Regions from separate parts of the Homo sapiens genome. Here region 2 is linked to region 1. Evidence: read pairs that join two places in POLR2A ChIA-PET (ENCODE). Cell type or tissue: K562. All regions are shown on one strand. Links, peaks and the distances in the headings refer to the core of each region. The heading gives the core; the rest is flanking DNA.

Region 1 (5,377 bases), core at 266-5,265:
ACCTCCCTCTTGCCCTTCTTTGGAGTGAATCATAAAACCCTCACTCCAGAAGTACCCTTCCTATGTGCAGAGGAAAGGGGCATTAGGAACATCCTAATCCTGAAGAGACACCAAGAAGAATCTGAACAAACAGGACTTGCTGAGTTCCCCTCAGTTTCTTTCCATTAGATCACATCCTCTTTGTCTAATCATACTTCCTCATGACTACCCACTGGCTGGGGCTGGTCCTGGACTGATAAGTACACACTTGATCTCAGCCAAAGAGCAGAGAAGCGACGGACTGACCAAGTATAAGGAGGCTCCAGACAACATGCAGACACCCAGCAGCTGGCCCTTTTGCTTTTACACATCATTGCCCCAGAGAAACTCCTGAGCATGTACACAAGGCAAGCAGTACAAGGATGTTCACTACAACATGGTTTGTAGTAGTGAAAAATTTAAACCTAGCACAAAAATGTGCAAGTTTCTTTGTTTCTTTTTTTTTTCTTTTTCTTTTTTTTTTATTTTTTTATTTTTTAAGACGGAGTCTTGCTCTGTCACCCAGGCTGGAGTGCAGTGGCGTGATCTTGGCTCACTGCAACCTCTGCCTCCCGGGTTCAAGCGATTCTCCTGCCTCAGCCTCTCAAGTGGCTGGGACTACAGGCCCACGCCACCATGCCCAGCTAATTTTTGTATTTTTAGTAGAGATGAGGTTTCACCATGTTGGCCCAGATGATCTCGATCTCCTGACCTCATGATCTGCCCGTCTCAGCCTCCCAAAGTTTTGGGATTACAGGCGTGAGCCATCGCACTCGGCCAAGTTTCCTTGTTTCTTTGGGTCTTCATTTGGAATATAAGCCTGTTTGCTTAGTTTTTTATTTCCTCTCACTACTTCTGCCTCAAATCCTCTGGTGAAAAAGTTTTTGTCTCTAAGACCTTCAAACATACTAGATAACCTAATAATTTCATCTTTCTTTAAGGCAGCCCTCCTGCCCTAAGCAGGACTGTTTGTCATCCAGGCTTGCTGTACAGCTGTCACCCCATCAATGCTAGGGGACCCCTCAGCCTCACTCCTGGGCTGCAGCTCCTGTTTCCTGAACCCCACGTCTTCCTCTGCATCGTGTACTGCCTGGTTTTGGTGGAGTAAAGACCCTTGGGAGGTAGATTTTTTTTGAAATCTTGCATCTCTGAAAATGCTTCTTTTTTTGCTCCTCTTACCTGATAGTTTAATTTTTCAAGTTCAAATCTCAAACTATCTTCATTAGATAATCTGAGAACACTTCCACTACAAAACACCTAAAAATGCTGGATACAGGCTGGGTGCGGTGGCTCACACCTATAATCCCAGCACTTTGGGAGGCCGAGGCAGGAGGATCACAAGGTCAGGAGATCGAGACCATCCTGGCTAACACGGTGAAACCCTGTCTCTACTGAAAATACAAAAAATTAGCCGGGCGTGGCAGCGTGTGCCTGTAGTCCCAGCTACTCAGGAGGCTGAGGCAGGAGGATGGCGTGAACCCAGGAGGCAGAGCTTGCAGTGAGCCGAGATTGCGCCACTGCACTCCAGCCTGGGTGACAGAGTGAGACTCTGTCTCAAAAAAAAAAAAAAAAAAAGCTGGATAAAATAGAACAAAATCATTTAAACACACATCCAAGCATCCAAGAAAATAGGTAAAAGCCCCAGAGGCTAGGAGAAAACTAAACTCTGGGACCTAGAGTCTATGAGCAACGTGGCACAGCTCTAGGGAGGTTGCCAGCTCAGTAACCTGGAAGCTTGGTTTTTGTTTACACCAAGTTAGAAGAGCAGGCTTTGAGTTTACTGGATGCAGAAAATGGATACTGACATCTCTGCAGAGAGCTGGGGCTTTTAAAGGTGATGTGGGGATAAAAGGGTGAACTAGCAAAAAAATGTCCCTGCACACAGGGAGACAAGAATGAAGACTATACGTCTTGGCCTGGACTCAAAGTAGGGTGAAAACTCTTGCTTGTTAATTTGTGGCCATTGTATACCATTGTTTGAGATTTGAGTTTCTGCTACCAGCACATTCTGGAAGCAATGACTCCCCTTACCCATCTGATTCTTCTGGCAACACATAGCACCTTTTGTGGATGTCTGGTTTAGGTTAAAAGGTGTTGTCTGTAGCTGTGGATTAGGAGAATGTTTCTCAGAGTGTAGGCTGCAGACTACTTGTATTGGAATCTCTGGGGAACTTGTTAAAGATTCAGATTCTTAGGCCTCACCCTAGAGCTAACAAATCAGAGTATCTGGGAGACTACATTTTTAACAAGCTTCCCAAGCAGTCCTTGGACACACTAAAACTTGAGGCCACTTGATTAAAGCCAAGCTGAGTGACTCTTAAAGGGCCTTTGCTTTCAGAGCTCAGCAGGTTAGTAAAGGAACCGGCTGGAGCTGGTCCTGGACTGATCAAGTACACACTTGATCTCAGCCAAATCACAGAGAAGCGATGGACCGACCAAGTATAAAGAGGCTCCAAATAACGTGCACACACCCAGCACCTGGCCATTTCACTTTTAGGCATTGGTGCCCTGGAGAAACTCCTGAGCATGTGCACAAGGCGAACAGTACAAGGATATTCACTACAACGTGGTTTAGAGTAGTGAAACAACTCAGTGGCCCATTAGTGAGGGGAATGAAAAATTGTGGTATAGTCAATACTCTAACAGTGAAAATGAGTGACCAAATGTATAAAAATCAGTGGATTTCAAAAACTTAAGTGAAAAAAACATGTAAGGATATTATTTACATAAACTTTAAATTTTTATAAAATAACTATATATTGTTTATAGGTAAAGTATATAAATATGGGTTGATCATGCCCCAATTTCAGGAGAGTGATTGCTTCTACAGATGGAGAGAGAGGACCAGGACTGCAGAGGGGATTTCAATTTTGTTTTTTTTTAAAAGAAGCATATTTTCTGCTCACCCCCTGCCCTCACCTCAATTTTTGTCAGTTACTGTTCTTACAGGGTAAACGTTTATAAAATTTACATTTTATTTTGTAACTCCAAGTAAGTTTTCTATGTTTTGCCTATAATTGTTTCAAAAATTAAAAACTTTTAAATAGCATTTCAGCTTTGTGACTATGTAAATATTATTAACTAAATAACCAATTGTTACAGCTCTTTTAGAATTTGTCTAGCAGGTTTTCTTTTTTTTGTTTGTTTGTTTTTTGTTTTTTTTTACTGGAAAACCCCCATTAAAAAAAGAACCAATTAATATGACTGGAGCCAGGGAATATTAATAAATGTAAATCCTCATGCCATTTGAAATGTTGGTCCAAGGAAATCCTTTTGGGCATCTGAAAATGATGAATCCTCTTAATCTCTTGCTGGCTTCTTTCACTTCTTTGGGGTTTCAATTTCTTGTATCCCATGTTGTCCTTTTTCTTGGACCCTCCTTTAATTTTTGCTGGAAAATATGTTTGAATAATTTTGTCATCCAAGGAATATGAACAGTAAATGTTCCAAGTTCTTGTATGTCTGAAAATGCCCTACGATTGCCTTTACAAATAACTGGTACTTCGGCAGGGTTTAGATTGTACCAAGCTTTTCTTCCTTGCTAACTATGAAGATGTTATGTTATTCATTGTTGTCCAGGATCCAATGTTGTTCATGTCAGGTGAAAGTTCTGTTTCTTTTTCTTTCTAGGAAATCCCCAAGATTTTAAGATTTCCCATTTATATTTGGAGTTGTGAAATTGTACCAAGATGTGTCTGGATTTTAATTCAATTTGACGTATCTTTACTGATGGCTCCAGGGTGCAAGGCACTGTTCAAGGTGCTGGGCTTCATTAGGGAACAAATCAAAGATTCCTGCCCTCCTGGAACTTACATTCTAGCAGGGGAGACAGGTCATAAATAATATGCATAATGCATAAGACAATTATGTAGTGTGCTAGTATTATATAGTGCTATCAAAAAAAGGAATAAATAGAGTAAGGAGAACTGAGAATGCTAGTGAGGGAGGTTTAATCTTATTTTTTTCTTTTTATTGAGGCAGGGTCTCACTGTGTTGCCCCAGGCTGGAGTGCAGTGGTGCAATCATAGTTCACTGCAGCCTCCACCTCCCAGATTTGAGTGATCCTCCCACCTCAGCCTTCTGAGTAACTGGGACTACAGGTGTGCGACATCACGCCTGGCTAATTTTTAAATTTTTTGTACAGATGGGGTCTCACCATATTGCCCAGGCTAGTCTTGAAATTCTGGGCTCAAGTGATCCTCCTGCCTTAGCCTCCCAAAGTGCTGGGATTATAGGCATGAGCCACCATGCCTAAGAGTTTAACCCTTTTACCTTAATTTTGTTCAGTGAACACTTTCAGTCTTAAAGACTCACATATTTCTTGAGCTTAAGAAAATGTTGTTCTGTGACTTCTTTGGGTATTCTCTCTCTTTCATTTTCTCTGTTCTTTCCTAATCAGACAGATGCTGGATCTCTGTGTCTGTCCTTGGCACTCTCTTATGTTTGCTGTCTCTTTGTTTTTCTTGCTCTACATTCTGAGATTCCTTGATTCCAGATCAACTGCTTGGTCTTTCGCTGCATCCAATTTATTATTTGGCGCACTTATTGAGTGTTCCCTATTGCAATCCCACTTTTAATTCCCAAGAATCTTTTCTTGTTCTTTGCTTGTTCCTTTCCCATAGCCACCTCTTCTCAGTTCTTGAATGCAGCATCTTCTCAAATTATTCTGAAGATAGTGACCACAATTTTTATAAAATCTTTCTTTCCTAAATTATCTCTGTTTCCTCCAAGGTCAATTTTTCTATTGGTCCAACTTGGATCTTCTCTTCCATGCTGTTGGTTTTCCTAATATATTTGCAATCTTTGGTTTTCTGTTTACGTTGATGAATAAAGGACTATGTTCATTAGTATGGTAGTTTCCATGAGTGTCTTTGCAGAGATGTGTAAGTCACTGTTAGGCCCCTTCCTTGGCTGACAGAATCATCTGAGGGTTCTTTGTAAGTAGGTGGGGCCTATCAAAAGATAGAAACCCTTTTAGGTTGTCTGAAGGAGAAGCAAACAGTCAGGTTAGAGACATTCACAGTAGTTCAAGTGGGCTTTACCCTCCACTGAGGGGTAGATCTCTTTAGTATTTCAAACTGGGGTCTACTTCATTCTCAAGCCCTATACCCCGCTTCAAACACTCCATGAGCCACCCTGGGCAACATAACAAGATCTCGTCTCTACAAAAAATTAGCCAGGTGTGGTGGTGCAAGTCTGTAGTCCAAGACCCTGGAGGCTGAAGTGGGAGGATCACTTCAACTCAGAAATCTGAAGCTGCAGTGAGCTATGACTGCACAACTGTACTCCAGCCTGGGTGACAGAGCAAGACCCTGTCTCTAAAACAACAAAAAACACTCCTTAGGAAGTTTGCCCACTT
Region 2 (5,377 bases), core at 112-5,111, 560 kb before region 1:
AATAAATGTGAATTTCTGTAGGAAGTAAAGAATCAAAATACCTATCTAAAGATGGCAATATATAATAATTATTTTTAAAGTATTTGATTAAACCAGATAGGTTTTCTCGAAATGAAAAAAATCAGTTCTAAAACCAAAGATGATTTTTTGAAAATGTGAAAATGTAAATCAGCCCTATCCATAATATAATTTCTCTAAAACTGTATCTGTCATTTTAAAATAATATAACTATTAAAAAATGTAACTGCTATCTTATTGTTTTGAAATAAGTTAAAACATTTTAAATATGAATACTGCAGTTTAAAAGAAAGAAACCAGGGGAAGGAAAAGTAGAGAAAGAAATGCCAATTCCAGTCCAAAGCTTTATTTGCCAAGTTTTCTTAGAATGACTTTTACCTATTTATGAATTCTTACAAACAGAATGTATAATGGAAATACTGACTTTTGCCTAAAGTGGCATTGTTGACTGCTGTGATGTTACTGTAATGTAATAAATTATTAAATTGTTGCAAAGTGCTGTTTTTGCCTTAAAATTTCGTGTGTCTTGAAAACTACAGTATTAAATACTATAGCATGCAAATAATGGGCATGCTTGGCATGAGATAATCTGTTTTTATTGTTACAAAATTGTAACTATGTAAGTGTGTTTATTAAAAGAACAAACAAAGTTATGGGATGAAAGAGTTACGGGATAAAAAATGTGGAAAAGTGTGTCAAAAAAAGTAGAAAAAATTGTATGAAAAGTTATTTAAAAAGTTATGGAAAAGAAGTTATGGGATTAAAAAAAGTCACGGGATATAAATAAAAATAAATAAAAGCAGGCCCCTTCCAGCATAAGCCTGGAGAAGTGGGTCTGGACTCTCCGCCCCCACCATGTCCCTACCACCCCTTCCCAGTCACCTCTTTACCTTTAGGGTAGCAAGACCCCTGTCTAATGGGGGGAGACAGACCCTTTGCCACCTTGACCAGGGCTGAGTCCTTAAATTTCTGGACGATGATGCTTGTTATTTAAGAGCCAGAGGCTGGTGGAGTTGGTTTGTTTGGAGTAGGCCTGATGGCCTCTCTACTCTTGCCAAAGCAACTTTTCCCTCAGGGGAGCTCCCATCTTCTTATTCAGAGAGGCAGCTGAGGCAGGACAGTGGGGCTAACAGTAGACCAGGCAAGGGCATGGGCTGCTGGGGTGACCCCCCCTTCCCCAGTGTATATATTGTATCTGCGTAACATTTTGTATATTCTGGGGAGTGGGGCTGCCCCTGTATCGTACCTAGTGGAGGTTGGAGCTGGCATATAGGGAGGAGGATCTAATAATTATTTGCATCTGGGAAACGTATTTATTGCTAGCATAGGACATAGGAAGGAGGCGGGGATGGGGTCGTGGCTCCCTTGGTGATGCGACTCCTGTTTATTTTGCTTTTCATTTTGGAATAAATGGATTTAGCCATACTGCTCAGCCTGGTGTGTTCCCGTTTCCTTCACTGGGTCCTGGAGTTTGTCCCACTGAATGAGGAGCCCCAGAGTGTCTGAGCATGTCCAGCTGGGCTGTTGGGGACCTTCCAGGCCTGTTACCTGTATGCTGCCTGGTGACACCTGGTGGATTTCATGGGGACTGCCATAGCACCTATGGAGCACAGTACGGCCCTGACAGCCAACAGGCTCAGAAGCCTGATCTAGCAGTGGCCGGGAAGTCAGATACCAGCACCCAAGGGCACTGACTTCCATCCACCCCAGGCATCTTCCCTTCCGTCCCCTTGCCTCCTTCTCCTGTCTGCACTGGGTGGCCTGTTCTGTCTGTCCCTCCAGAATGCCGGCTGCCCCTCAGTCTCCCTCCAGGCTGAGATCATGACCCTGACCCCTAGTGGCCGGAGCTGGCTTCACAGGATAAAAGCCAGCTAAGCTCCAGGGACTTTCCAGGAAAAGTGTCCCTTGGAAAGGATGTGGTCTTTTCACTTGCTCCCAACAGCACCTAAACATGGCTTGGCCTTTCCCCTCCCCTGAGCTCCACAGAGAACACAGCCAGCAGAGGACACATTCTCCGTCATCCGGAAATGGGTTTGATTCTCAGCCGAGGGACAGCAGGACTGGTAGAGACTGTCAGGCCACATGGCTGCCTGCACAGCACCCCCATGCTTGGTGGAGGGTGGGAGGGATGGCGGGGGCTGGCTGTCCACAGGCTGGGCATGACAGGGAGTCTCACTGGAGGTGGCACACTTTGGAGGGGCGATGTCAGGGGACAGCTTTCTCTTGCTGGACCACAAGACTCCAAAAGGACAGCACAGGGACTTATTCTTAGTGCTAGAGGCGAGGCGGTCGGCCATGTGTAACTGCATATATATATATAGCTATTTATAGAACAGGGCAGGGGCATACCACAGAGGGGGCACAAGTTTTCAGCAACGGTCACACCTGGATGTGTCAGCTCACCACTACAACAGACTAAGTCACAGATGAAGAGGGCTGGCTTTGGGGCTGGAGAGCCACTGTCAAGTCATAGTACACCTGCTCAGGCAGGCTTGGAAAGGGAAGTCTCCAAGTAGAGGAGGGATCTGTTTAGAGGTCAAAGTGGGGCCTGGGGCTCTCAGGACGGGATGGACTTGCCTGACCCGATCAGCTGGCAAGTGGAGAGAAAGCAGAGAGAAAACAGGAGAGAGAAAAGCAAGCGGATTGCTGGTGAGGCAAGTGCAGAGCATGGGAGTGACACAGCAGCTGTGGGAGGGCTGGGGACGGGAGGGCACAGGTGCGGGTGTGTAGTAAGGTTCCTGGAAAAGGGGCTGGAAGGGAAAGGGGAGGAGGATGGAGGGGGAAGCCGGAGCTTCACAGGTAGTGCCTGGGGGCTGCAGCGGCCCTCCCCACCCCACACACGCCTCTCCCATGGCATCCAGGCAGTGCACCCACAGTTCAGACCAATGCTCAGCCCCGTCAGGCTTCCCTTTTCTCTGGTCACCCTGTCTTCCAACCCACTGGCCCAGGGCCACCCCTCGCCTTGGGGAGCCCCAAGCAACAGCCACCAGGCCTGATAGGGAAGGAACACTGCTTGAACCAGGATGATGAAGCTAAAAGGGATGGATGGTTGGAGTGAGCACTGGAGGCCCCTTTGGGCCATCAGAAAGCCCAGAACCCTCTGAGAGGACCCTGGGGGAGGCAGGGAGGGCAGGCAGCCAGATGCCACTGGCCATAGACTTATAAGTCTAAGAGGGGAGCCTCAGCTTGTTGGGGGACTGCAGGTCACATAGGTGAGGCTGGGCCCTTCCTGCAGGGAAAAGCAGAAGAGGGAGAGTCTGTGGCAGGAGAGGCGGGCAGGCTCACTGGACAGAGCTCAGCTGGGCCAGCAGGCACTGTGGTCCCCTTGGTTGAATAGCATAGGTGACCTCTAGGAGCAACAGGCCAAGGTGCATGAGCCAACTGGCTGGCAGTAGTGCTTCAGCGGGGGCCAGGGACCCTGCCTTCGGTCACACACTAGCAGCTGTGATGGTATCTGGGAGGGAGAGATGGGGTCTGTGTGTCCCTGCCTGGCCTGTGAAGTGTGTTGTGGGATGACCGTGTGTATAGGACTCTCAGGCTTTTATCCTAGATCACCACTGGATTGCTGACAGATAGAGGAAGTGGGACCCTGACTATCACCCCTAATCTGGAGTGGATTTGGCTCTCGGCACTCCCAGGCTGGGAGCTGGATACCTGCCCTGCAGCATGACTCAGACTGCACGACAGGTACGGCGTGCCCAGGATGATGTTCCCAGGCCTCTGGCTGCCTCAGAATCCAGCCCAACACACACCCCCCTCCAAGCTCCCAGCCCCCACACCATAAACCACAAGCTCTCTGCCCTCTCTGATGGCTCCAGAGAGCACCCACATCTGCCAGCTTGGGCATGGAGCCCGTTCCAAGACTCCCCAGGCTCAGTCATGGAGGCTGGGGGACTTTGGGACCGTGGGGGCCGGCCCTGGTACCTGCGTCCAGCCAGGATGCTCTGCACCTGCAGCCAAGAGTCATCCACGGGCCCCCATGGGCATGCTGATGGTGATCATGTTGATGTCGCTGATGCTGCTGAGCACCTCTGTCAGCATATGGTGCATGCACAGCATCTCATCGCCCCGCTGTACCTGCTCTGCAGACTCCTCCATCAGCGTGTTCTGGTCCCCATGCGAGTACAGGTTGGATAGCAGCTCCAAGAAGATGAATTCCTTGGTCTGAGAGTGGGCAAAGAGGCAAGGAGGGTGCAACCTGATGCCTGTGCTGCCCTGGCTGCCCTGCCGGGCCCTGCTAGGACTGTGCGCTGGGCTTGGAGCCCCAAGTACGGCTTTTCAGGCGCAGCTTCTACACCACTTAAGACTCGAAGATCTGCCTCCCCACCGCCTTTTCTCACTCAGATGGGGACACTGAGGTCCAGAGGAAAAGTCACCTGTCCAAGGTTACAGATCTGGAAGGGGACCCAGGACCTATCATGCCACCAGGACACCTGTCTACTTGGTTTTTAAAAATTTTTTGGAGATAGGATCTCACTCTGTCGCCAGGCTGGAGTACAGTGGGTGAGATCACTGCTTATTGCAGCCTCAACCTCCTGGGCTCAAAGTGATCCTCCAACATCAGCCTGTTGAGTAGCTAGGACTACAGGCATGTGCCACCACCAAGTCCAGCATTTTTAAAATTTTTATGTACAGACCAGGTCTCACTATGTTGCCCAGGCTGGTCTCAAACTCCTGTGCTCAAGCGATCCTCCTGCCTTGGCCTCCCAAAGTGCTGGGATTACAGGGATGGGCCACTGTGCCCAGTCCCATGTTATATTTCTATGGGACAGCTCTGGTCTTGACCATGCCTCCCTCCCTGGACCTGGTCCCATAGGGCTGGTCGGCATCTCTCCCAGGCCAGCATGGCCACCTCCATCCCCAGTGCCACAGTCGCCCCCTGCCCCCATGGGGCAGTGCATGAACATTGTTGATCATGAGGTGCATGATGGTCCTGGGCAGGAGACCAACCATGAGGTCCCACACTGTCTTGTTGACAATGGCTGTATAGGAGTCTACCAGGTTCTGGGTGGTCTCCTTTAAGATCTATTTGCTTAGAATAGTGTTTACTAGAGGTGAGGAAGGGGGAGGAGGTAGCCAAAGGTTGGCTAACAGATTAACAGATATAAGAGTACATGGCTGAATGTGGTGGCTCACACACTAGTGTAATCCTAGCTCTCTGGGAGGCTGAGCGGGGAGGATCACTTGAGGCCAGGAGTGCACGGCCAGCCTGGGTAACACAGGAGGTATTATGTCTACAAAAAATTTAAAAATTAGCTAGGCATGGTGGTCCATACCTGTGGTCCCGGCTACTAAAACCCAAATTGAAAGACAAAATAAATCAACCATGACTTTTCACATTTTGTGAATGTGACCAAAA

Evidence for each region. ChIA-PET counts read pairs that join two places held together with the same protein. Peaks named below come from ENCODE experiments on the same cell type or tissue, not always from the same donor. Only the 100,000 strongest peaks of a DNase experiment are listed, where the experiment ranks them.
Region 2: POLR2A ChIA-PET joins it to region 1 with 6 read pairs; 2 of 35 experiments call an interaction of 5 or more read pairs at or near these places.

Annotation. Positions count from the first base shown.
Region 1 is chr15:83,092,405-83,097,781 of GRCh38, forward strand. It overlaps LOC124903543 (a long non-coding RNA gene), which reads right to left. Exons shown (of 2, transcript XR_007064743.1): 2 at 2,972-5,377. It also overlaps the pseudogene LOC124903588. Among named protein-coding and RNA genes, the nearest start is that of TM6SF1, 13 kb to the right of the region's middle. In K562, for the core only: no CTCF peak of the experiment used is centred there; no DNase peak of the experiment used is centred there.
Region 2 is chr15:82,529,105-82,534,481 of GRCh38, forward strand. It overlaps the pseudogene DNM1P38. Among named protein-coding and RNA genes, the nearest start is that of RPS17, 8.7 kb to the right of the region's middle. In K562, for the core only: a CTCF peak has its summit at 1,832 (motif pointing left); DNase peaks (open chromatin) are centred at 1,837 and 2,107; H3K4me3 peaks cover 239 bases.